Linked DNA regions of Homo sapiens: region 2 is linked to region 1. Evidence: chromatin contacts called from ENCODE Hi-C or POLR2A ChIA-PET data. All regions are on one chromosome and are shown on one strand. Each heading gives the region's core, a stretch centred on a gene start or an enhancer-like site at or near the end of the contact. The rest is flanking DNA. Distances are from core to core; before and after follow the strand shown. Region 1 overlaps JUN-DT (JUN divergent transcript). Region 2 has its middle 51 kb from the start of LINC01358.

Region 1 (4,198 bases), core at 1,657-4,156:
CTCTCTCGCTCTTGCTTTCTGCCTCACAGCCCAGTCTATGTCAGACACTACATACAGAGCTACTCACTTGTCTTCAGGAAGATCACAGTAGAACTGAGTGGATGAGTCCCCTAGGAAAATACAACACCCAACAACATGAGTACCTCAAAGAGGTGCAAAGAACATTGGAAGTACGAACCAAAGTCATGGAGCAACTTGGAGTCAGGCACACTGGCCTTTGAATCTCAAGAGGAATGTAGGTGTGGACAAGTTAGCTCTCCTCTCTGAGTCTCAGTTACCACATCTATAAAATGGGGTAATAAATACTCATTTAGCTATAAGGCTGCTGGAAATATCAACTGAAATGAAGCATATAAAGTACTGATCATAACAATTTGCACAACAGAAATTATCAATAAACATAGCTGGCATTATCCCAGTGTTTGGGCTGAGGAGATCTGGGAGGGCTTCCTGAATAAGGCGGATTTTAAGCTCAGATCCGAAGAATGGATAAGACATGGGAAGGACATTCCAGATGAAAGTGAGTTAGTATATTAGCAAGGGCAAGGAGAAGGGAAAGTAAAGGGCAACTCTGTAGAATGGCAACACACAGACTGATCTAAAATGAAGGATTCAAGGGTGTACAGAGGAAAAAAACAGGAAAAGTAGGCTGAGGCTTCAGCAAGAGGACCTTGAGTGCTGAGCCAGGGGTTTAGATTTTATTTTCCAGGTAGTAGGGAGCCAGTCAAGAATTTCTGAACATAAGTACATGATATTCATAATGTGTGGTTATGGCAAATCACTTAACTTCTTTGAAAAGAAGGTTGATAGAGTGGAGGCTAGGAGTCCAGGCAGAACAAAAGATGATTGGAGTCAATGCTGAGGACGTGACATTGGGGATGGAGAAGGGGCACCTCTGAGTCAGAGCCCACCAGTCACAGTGACGGGATAGGTGTTGCTCTTTAGACGCTCTTGTGGGAGATGGGTGTGGATCTGGTGTGACATCCTTGTCCCCGCCCCATCTTCACCCCATGAAGGATTTCCCAGGTGGTGTGCTCAGCTGGACTGAGGGATCCCTGGGCACACCCACCTGGCAGGGCAGCCCTGCTCCCTCCTCAGGTCTGAAGTTCACCTCAGCCCATGACTCAGTGTGAAGGCTGATGGCTGGGTTCAGTGACCCCCAGGGAAAGCTGAGTCATGTCCAGGAAAGCAATGTCATCCCACCCGAACCAGAGTGGCCTGTGTTGTGAAATCTAGCAGAAAGGTCATCACCACAGGTTCCAAGATGCCTGGCTTAGCCACTGATTGCCAGGCCACTCACTGAACTCTGTATTCAGTTTTTCCTCCATCTATAGGATGGTGTATCTCTCTGGGGTCTTGGGGGATAAAATTAGATAATAAGTCATTTTATCTGTTTACTCAACAGATGTTGACTGGGCACCAGTTCTATGCCAGTGTGCTGGGGACAGAGGAATGAATAAGACATAGGCTTAGAAGACATCCCCTTCAAGGGGATGAAGTTCTAATGGGGAAACAGATAAGTAAATAGAAGCACTAGCACAGAACTAAACTTTCCGACATGTAGTTGCACACTCACTAACTCACTTAAGTCATCTCACATGGGGTAGTAACCAATTTCATTCATTTGACACACAAGGAAACTGAGGGCCAAACTGGCAAAGCGATTTGCCCTTCCTGGTGTTCCATAACCCTTCAGACATAATTTCATCACAGCCCTTAGCGCTCTTTCTCTGGGATAGAAGTTCAAATGTTTATTTCCCCCATTAAAGTTTAAATTCCCTGCAGGCAGGTCTAGCTTCTTTTAATCTGTTGACCACCAGCATCTAGCCCAAGCTTGGCACACGGTTATGGAAGGTGTGGTGGGGGGAATGGAGCTAGAAGTTGTGGAGCATCAACCACATGCTGGGCTTCGCTGGGCACTTCACATTTGCTGTTGGTTAATCTACTACAAAAACTTGGTATGGTGGGTATTATTATCTCTGTTTTATAGGAAATATGCCAGAGGCTGAGATGAGTGATGGGATTTGCCCAAGGTCACACTGAGCGTAATCTGAGAAGCTCCCAACTCAGAAATGGCCCAGAAGCTGGTGTGTGTGCTGCGGGTGGGGGATGAAGTGGGTGGGAGCTCAGCCGTCCAAATGCAGAGCCAGAACGAGTCTCCTGTAAAGTGTTCAGCTGGTCCACTGGAGCATCTTTACCCACAGAGCCTGATCCTGTGCTCAGGCTTTTATTAGCATCTGTGTTCTTTCCGCCACAGCGCCCAGCTGCCCCGGCAGCCTCTTGGTGAACACTTGCTGAATAAATGCTTCACCAGGAGAACAAAGACGTGAAGAAACAATCACAATATGTGCCAAGGCACGAGGCTAAGCCATTTATTTATCCTTTTTCTTTTCATTCTCTCAACATCACGATGAAGTTAAGTACCATGAAGACCCCAGTTTTACAGGAAAAAAAAATGGAGGTTTAAAAATGTAGAGACTTCCTACAAAGCTGGAAAGTGGCTTTGAAGCCAGGCTTATGTGGCTCCAAAGCCTGAACTGCAAACCACTACTTGAAAATGAATGCGTGTGTGGATGAATTGCAGCTCCCAAACTCTTCTGAAGCCTCAGTCAAGGCCACAGTGGCATTTGCTCCCTGGGCAGGGTGTTTTCCAGGGACTTATGGATCAGGTCTGACTCTTTCCAAAAGGCCCTCTGACTGCCAGCCCTCCCAGAGGGGTCAGAGAGCATTTCCCAGCTTCCCACTGGGCCTGCCTATCTTTGGGAGCTTTGAAGTCCTACATTTAGAGGACATGGATCAGCCCCAAACCTAAGAGCTCCCCCAAGGTAACTGCCAAGGGAATCCCTCAGGAATCCCGCTTAATGCAACCAAGAGAGGCCTTTAGAAATCAGGCCAAGTAGAGGAAAGAACAATGGACAGGAAATTGGGACATGAGAGAGTCGTGAGTCAGCAGCGTGGTGAGAGCTGCCAAGATTGCTGATGTGAACTCTGGTTGTATCACGAGGAGCATAATGTGTTGAATAACTAAGGTGATATTGCACTTCCTCTGTGGTAGAGCTGGAGCTGGAATGTGGGGTGAAGGTCTGGTTCCACATTTTCACGTAGTCATAGTCAAACCGGAACTTATCCAATAGAGCAGAACCGGAACACTGAAGGGAACGGTACTATCATCTTTGCCAAGGCGGAAGGACTTGTATTTCTTTTCCTGAAGAAGAAAAGAAGCAAACATGTTGGGAGGATAGGCTTTGGGTATTTCAGAGATTTCCCTATGAACAAGGCAGTAGACTTCTTCTGTCTGATCCTAAGGGGAACCTAGGACTCAAGTGAGGAAATAATAGGAAGCAAGATTCAGACGCGAACTGAATCAACAATGCCTTTGTTCTAGTCAAAAAGATAGCCAAAGAAGGAAATATTTTTGAAGAAAGAAGAAAAAAAGCAAAACACTCAATGAACCTCCTCTCTCCCCTCTATGTGACCCTAAGCAAGTAACGTAATCTTCCTGAGGCTCAGTTCCTTATCTGAAAGTGGCAGGTGGTGTTACATGAGACTAACAATGTGCAGACTGAACGCAGTGTGGAGAGACGGCTGTGCACATGGCCCTGCGACTCTGGCTGCTGCAATTTAAACCTTAGCTTAGGGTGACCTTGGAAATTTGTTTTTACTTTGCAGTGCCTCAGCTTCCTCATCTGTAAAATGGGGATAATATATGTAAAGCAATCAAAAGGGTACCTGTCACACAGTGGGCACTCAACTTTCTTGTTAGCCAGCATCATCATCATTGCCACTCTTTATATATGAAAGGGACTGTCACAGTATCTAAAATATAATAGGTGTTCAGAGAATGTTTTCCTTTTCCCATTCTCCTTTAGGGGACTCTTCCAGGGTGTCTCTGGGATACCAAGTTCTTCTCATCTCCAGATGTCTGGAAAATGTCTCTAAATAAAACATCTTTTTGCTTATATTCTAAGGCAGCTATCTGCCTCTATCTAAATACTCTTTTAGTGAAGAAAGGGGCAGAGCAAGGAGAGTCAATCTACTTGTAGAAGTTTCTCATTCTGAACAGTGTACTTTACAGATTCCAAAGTGTTTCTCCCTCCATTACCTCTTTACCCCTTACTAGAGCAAGCCCAGATGTGAGAACTGAGGCTCCGAGAGGTTCAGTGACTTACCTGGAGCCATTAACATCTGAGTGAGTGAG
Region 2 (4,128 bases), core at 136-2,635, 85 kb after region 1:
CAAGGCTACTGAGGAAACTGGGCCTAGAAAGGTTAATTTGGATAATAACAAACAATTACAAATGGACAATAATGATATCTAGCTTCACACACTTTGTTGATGCCAACTGTCACCCACTGCTACAGCAGAGGGGCATGCTCCTGAGGCTGGGTTCCTCACTATTAGCTGTGGGACTGCACATGCACTTTACACTGCCTACTCAGGTTAAACATTACCTCCTCTAAGAAGCCCTCCTGGACCTCGCAAGTCCTGGATAGGTACACATGTATTTGCCTACAGAGGCCCTTGTAGTTGCCTCTACATACTTACATATGAGTGTATATAAATATACCTTACACTCTCTCTTTCTTCGTATGTATGGGATACATATACACATACATATATAGATATATACATACACATATACACATACAATATACATACATATATATGTATATATATGTGTGTATATATATAGTATATATGTATATTGTATGTGTATATACCTAACTAAAGCCTCAAGACTTCTGTTGACACCTCAAAGAGGGCTTGAGAGCTGTCCTCTATGCTGAAGACTGCAGAGAGGTGGAGGGTATAGACTTGTTTTCAGTGTTCTTGAGGGGGAAGGCCCAATAGGTGAAAGCTGCAGAGACATCAATTTTGATTCAGCCCAAGGAAAAACTTTCTAGTAGCGAGAATTTCCCCAGGATGCAGCAGGCTCCCTGGGGGAGCCTATGAGCGTGGGCTGGGAGAGGCAACTATGGAGAAGGCTACACTTTAAGTGGTGTAGGGAGGAGTGGGAACTGGATCCCTCTAATGGGGTCTTCTAGTTTTGTGATTGGGGGCTCTTTTACCATAAAAAAAACTATTATTTATTAACCTTCTATGAAGCGCTTATCTCCTTACAAACATGAATTCATTCAACCTCACATTGGCCCTGCAAGGTAGATATTATCCAGTTCATGGATAAGGAAATGAGGCTCAGAGAAGTGGGGTAGCTTGCTCATTAGAAATTGGCATAGAAACATGAGCTGCATCTCACACTAGAACTCCGTAGAATAAACCAGCTGCCCCCACTTTCCTCCAGCAGTTAGGTTCATACAAGTTTTACCCATGTCAGCAGCACAACAGAGTTCATTTGGTTTTGTTTTCATGTTCCTTTACTTCCTCTCCAGTATCTCTACCTTTTTCATGCTGAAAGTTGGCCAGCAGTCCAGACCATCAGATCTAATCTGCTCTGGGGGAGTAGGGGCCTGGCCTGGTTCACAGGCAGTCCCCAGACTGGGTGGTGCCTCCTGAACCCTCTTTATTCCTTCTAGAAGGAATCCACTGTTTACTACCTTGTTCCTGGACCTCTAGACACATTTATAAAGCCACAGAACCTGGGAGGGGTAAGGAGGTTACATGAAGCGTGGCAGCTACAGCTGACAGAAGGTTTCAGAAAGTCCTGTCGCTTCAGTTTCAAGTCTGATGAAAGAAAAAAAAAAAAAAAAAAAAGCTAAGCAAAGCCCAACGAGGCTGCCTGCCAGGAGTCTGTGAAACATGGCCCAGGCCAAAGCCAGTGTCAGCCAAGAGGGAAATTACAGGCCTTAAATGGCAGACAAGTCTGCAAAAGCCTCCTAGAGTTGTGTTTGGCAAATGTTTGTTTGCATACATGTTTGTTTGTGTGGATGTGTTTTTCAGCATGTATTTTTTTTTTTAGTTATGTATTTAGCTCTAAGATCGTTTTTAAAAACAATGTCAAAATTGTACTTTAAAATAATTTATTCCTGGTGAATATTTGGAGCAATTCCATTCAGTTTAGTTCAAGTCAGCAACTATTTACTGACAGTCTATTCCATGCCAGGCACTGAGATTGGCACTGGGCATCCTGGGTTGCTAAAGGGGCTGCCCCATTCTGAGCTAGCTCAGTGGCTGCTGTAGAAAAAAGTCAGCCCAAATGCCCATCAATGATAGACTAGATAAAGAAAATATGGTACATATACACCATGGAATACTATGCAGCCATAAAAAGGAATGAGATTATGTCCTTTGCAGGGACATGGATGAAGCTGGAAGCCATTATCCTCAGCAAACTAACACAGGAACAGAAAACCAAACACCACATGTTCTCACTCATAAGTGGGAGCTGAACAATGAGAACACATGGACACAGGGAGGGGAACAACACACACTGGGGCCTGTTGGGGGAGGGGAGTGGGGAAAGCATTAGAGAAAAGAGCTAATGCATGCTAGGGTTAACACCTAGGTGAAGGGTTGATAGGTACCACAAACCACTGTGATACACATTTACTTATGCAACAAACCTGCACATCCTGCACTTATACCCCAGAACTTAAAAGATAAAAAAATTAAAAAATTAAAGCAAACAACAAACAAACAAACAAAAGTGATAATCAGGTGAGAGAATGAGGAAGAGGAATATTGTTTTCTAAATGAATATAATAGTTGGCTTTATTTTACAGTAAACATGTAGTTTCAAAAATATTAAAAACAAAGCACAGACAACTTGACAAATTACCATTTGTTCCACCACCTAGAATTAACTAATTTTTATATTTGTCATATTTGAATTATACATTTGTATGTGTATAAAAATTTTTAAAGTGTTATTAATAAAGCTGTGGTTCTCCTCCAAGAAAAAAGAGAAAAAGACACATGCATGGAAAAGAATCCCAGAGGACCCTTGGGCCCAGATCATTTCAGTCCGGTGTGGCTGGGACAAAAGAGGGAGAAGCCTTAGTTCTTGGGGGAGAAGGAGTCAAGTAGGACTTTACAGGCATACAAAGGTCTGGAGGGGGCCCTTCCAGGTACAGGAAAGAAACCTAGGGGAGCTCATCTGAAGGTCAGGGATGGATGACTTGCTCAAGGTCCCACAGCTAGAAACTGGCAGCCTGAAGATTTGAACTCAGGTCTGTCACATTCTTCTCCACCCCAGCAAATAAACCTGAAGGTGAAAGCTGTGTGATTTGGCTGGAGGGCTATGTCCAGCCTCTTTAAATCCTTCCCATCCCTTAAGGACTAGCCAACTCTTACAAATTCTCAGTAGGCTAATCTAATATCCACTGCTGAGTTCCTAGAAAATATGTGCCTCAATATTGCTCGTTATCTTTTAATGAAGCTATGCTTTTCTCTTCAACAATATAAATACATATAAACATTTATTTCATTTTTAAAAAATAAAATAAAGATTTGTGGTTTTCCACTCTATGTCATGACAATGTTTGGCAAAAGAGATAGGAAGAATGATAAAACCATCTTCATGGGTAGAAATAATTTTAAATTCTGTTTTACTTCCGTCACACACAGCAGGTACTCAATAAATACTTGCAGTGCTGGCCTGGCTAGGCTGTACTTTTTTATGACAGTGTATTAGTCAGATATTGCCACCATCATGCTGGGTAACAAACCACACGAAACTCAGTTGCTTACAACTACAAGCATTTATTTTTCTCACTGAGAGTTGGCTGGATACCTCAGGTTCAAGGTGCAGGCCCAGGGCTTTGGGTCAGTTTGAGTCTGCTTCTTTTGTCTCATTCTGGGGGCCAGGCTGAAAGAACCTCAGACTTGCCCTTTTCATGGTGGTAAATGAGACATGAGACAGGAGCAGAAGCAAGAGATAAGTAGAAACAGATCAAGCTTCTTGAGGTCTCAGCCCAGAACTGTCATGCTGTTGTTTCCACCCCCATAACTTTGCCCAGGGCAAGTCAATGGTCAAGCCCAATATCACTGCACAGGAAGACACATTTGCCCACTCTAGGGGGAGGCACAGCAAAGTCAGATGGCAAAGGGTATAATTCTAAAAGAAACAGAACATGAAGAACTGAAGAAAGATTCTAGGATTTGAAGGTAGACTTGACTTCAAATCTGAATTATCATTTACCTGCTTTGGAGACTAGAGAAATCGCTTAACCTTTTTGCATCTGTCTCCTCATCTGTTCTTACCTCTCTGGGGTGTAATAAGACTATTTCCCATCCTCACTTACTGAGTGCTGACAATGTACCACTCACTGAGCTTAGCATTTTATGAACATCATCACACATAAGACAGGTAAGGTAGGAATCCATCTCCCATTTAATAGATGAGGAAACTGAGATTGATAGATGTTAAGTGACTTGCCCAAAGTCACACAGCTACATTCGAAGTTT

Evidence for each region. A loop is a pair of places that touch in the nucleus more often than their neighbours do. ChIA-PET counts read pairs that join two places held with the same protein, here RNA polymerase II (POLR2A). Pooled maps may share reads with other maps.
Region 2: a map of gastrocnemius medialis shows a loop between it and region 1 (2.2-fold over the local background). The contact joins two enhancer-like sites. A Hi-C loop is called at or near these places in 2 of 168 maps with a recorded cell type or tissue (K562 and gastrocnemius medialis) and 4 of 50 pooled maps. POLR2A ChIA-PET finds 5 or more read pairs at or near these places in 5 of 52 experiments (CD8-positive, alpha-beta T cell, GM12878, K562 and 2 more).

The regions. Positions count from the first base shown.
Region 1 is chr1:58,880,530-58,884,727 of GRCh38, forward strand. All of the region lies in intron 1 of JUN-DT (JUN divergent transcript), which reads left to right. It overlaps LINC02777 (long intergenic non-protein coding RNA 2777), which reads right to left. Exons shown (of 5, transcript NR_183656.1): 5 at 2,349-3,205. Among named protein-coding and RNA genes, the nearest start is that of LINC02777, 22 kb to the right of the region's middle. RefSeq lists enhancers at 2,466-3,665, 2,568-2,862. Within about 2 kb of position 2,907, at least 27 of the 41 ENCODE cell types and tissues checked have a DNase peak (open chromatin) inside an H3K27ac peak, as active enhancers do; they include gastrocnemius medialis, where a contact is called at or near this core.
Region 2 is chr1:58,967,351-58,971,478 of GRCh38, forward strand. No RefSeq gene overlaps it. Among named protein-coding and RNA genes, the nearest start is that of LINC01358, 51 kb to the right of the region's middle. RefSeq lists an enhancer at 1,232-1,391. Within about 2 kb of position 1,386, at least 26 of the 41 ENCODE cell types and tissues checked have a DNase peak (open chromatin) inside an H3K27ac peak, as active enhancers do; they include gastrocnemius medialis, where a contact is called at or near this core.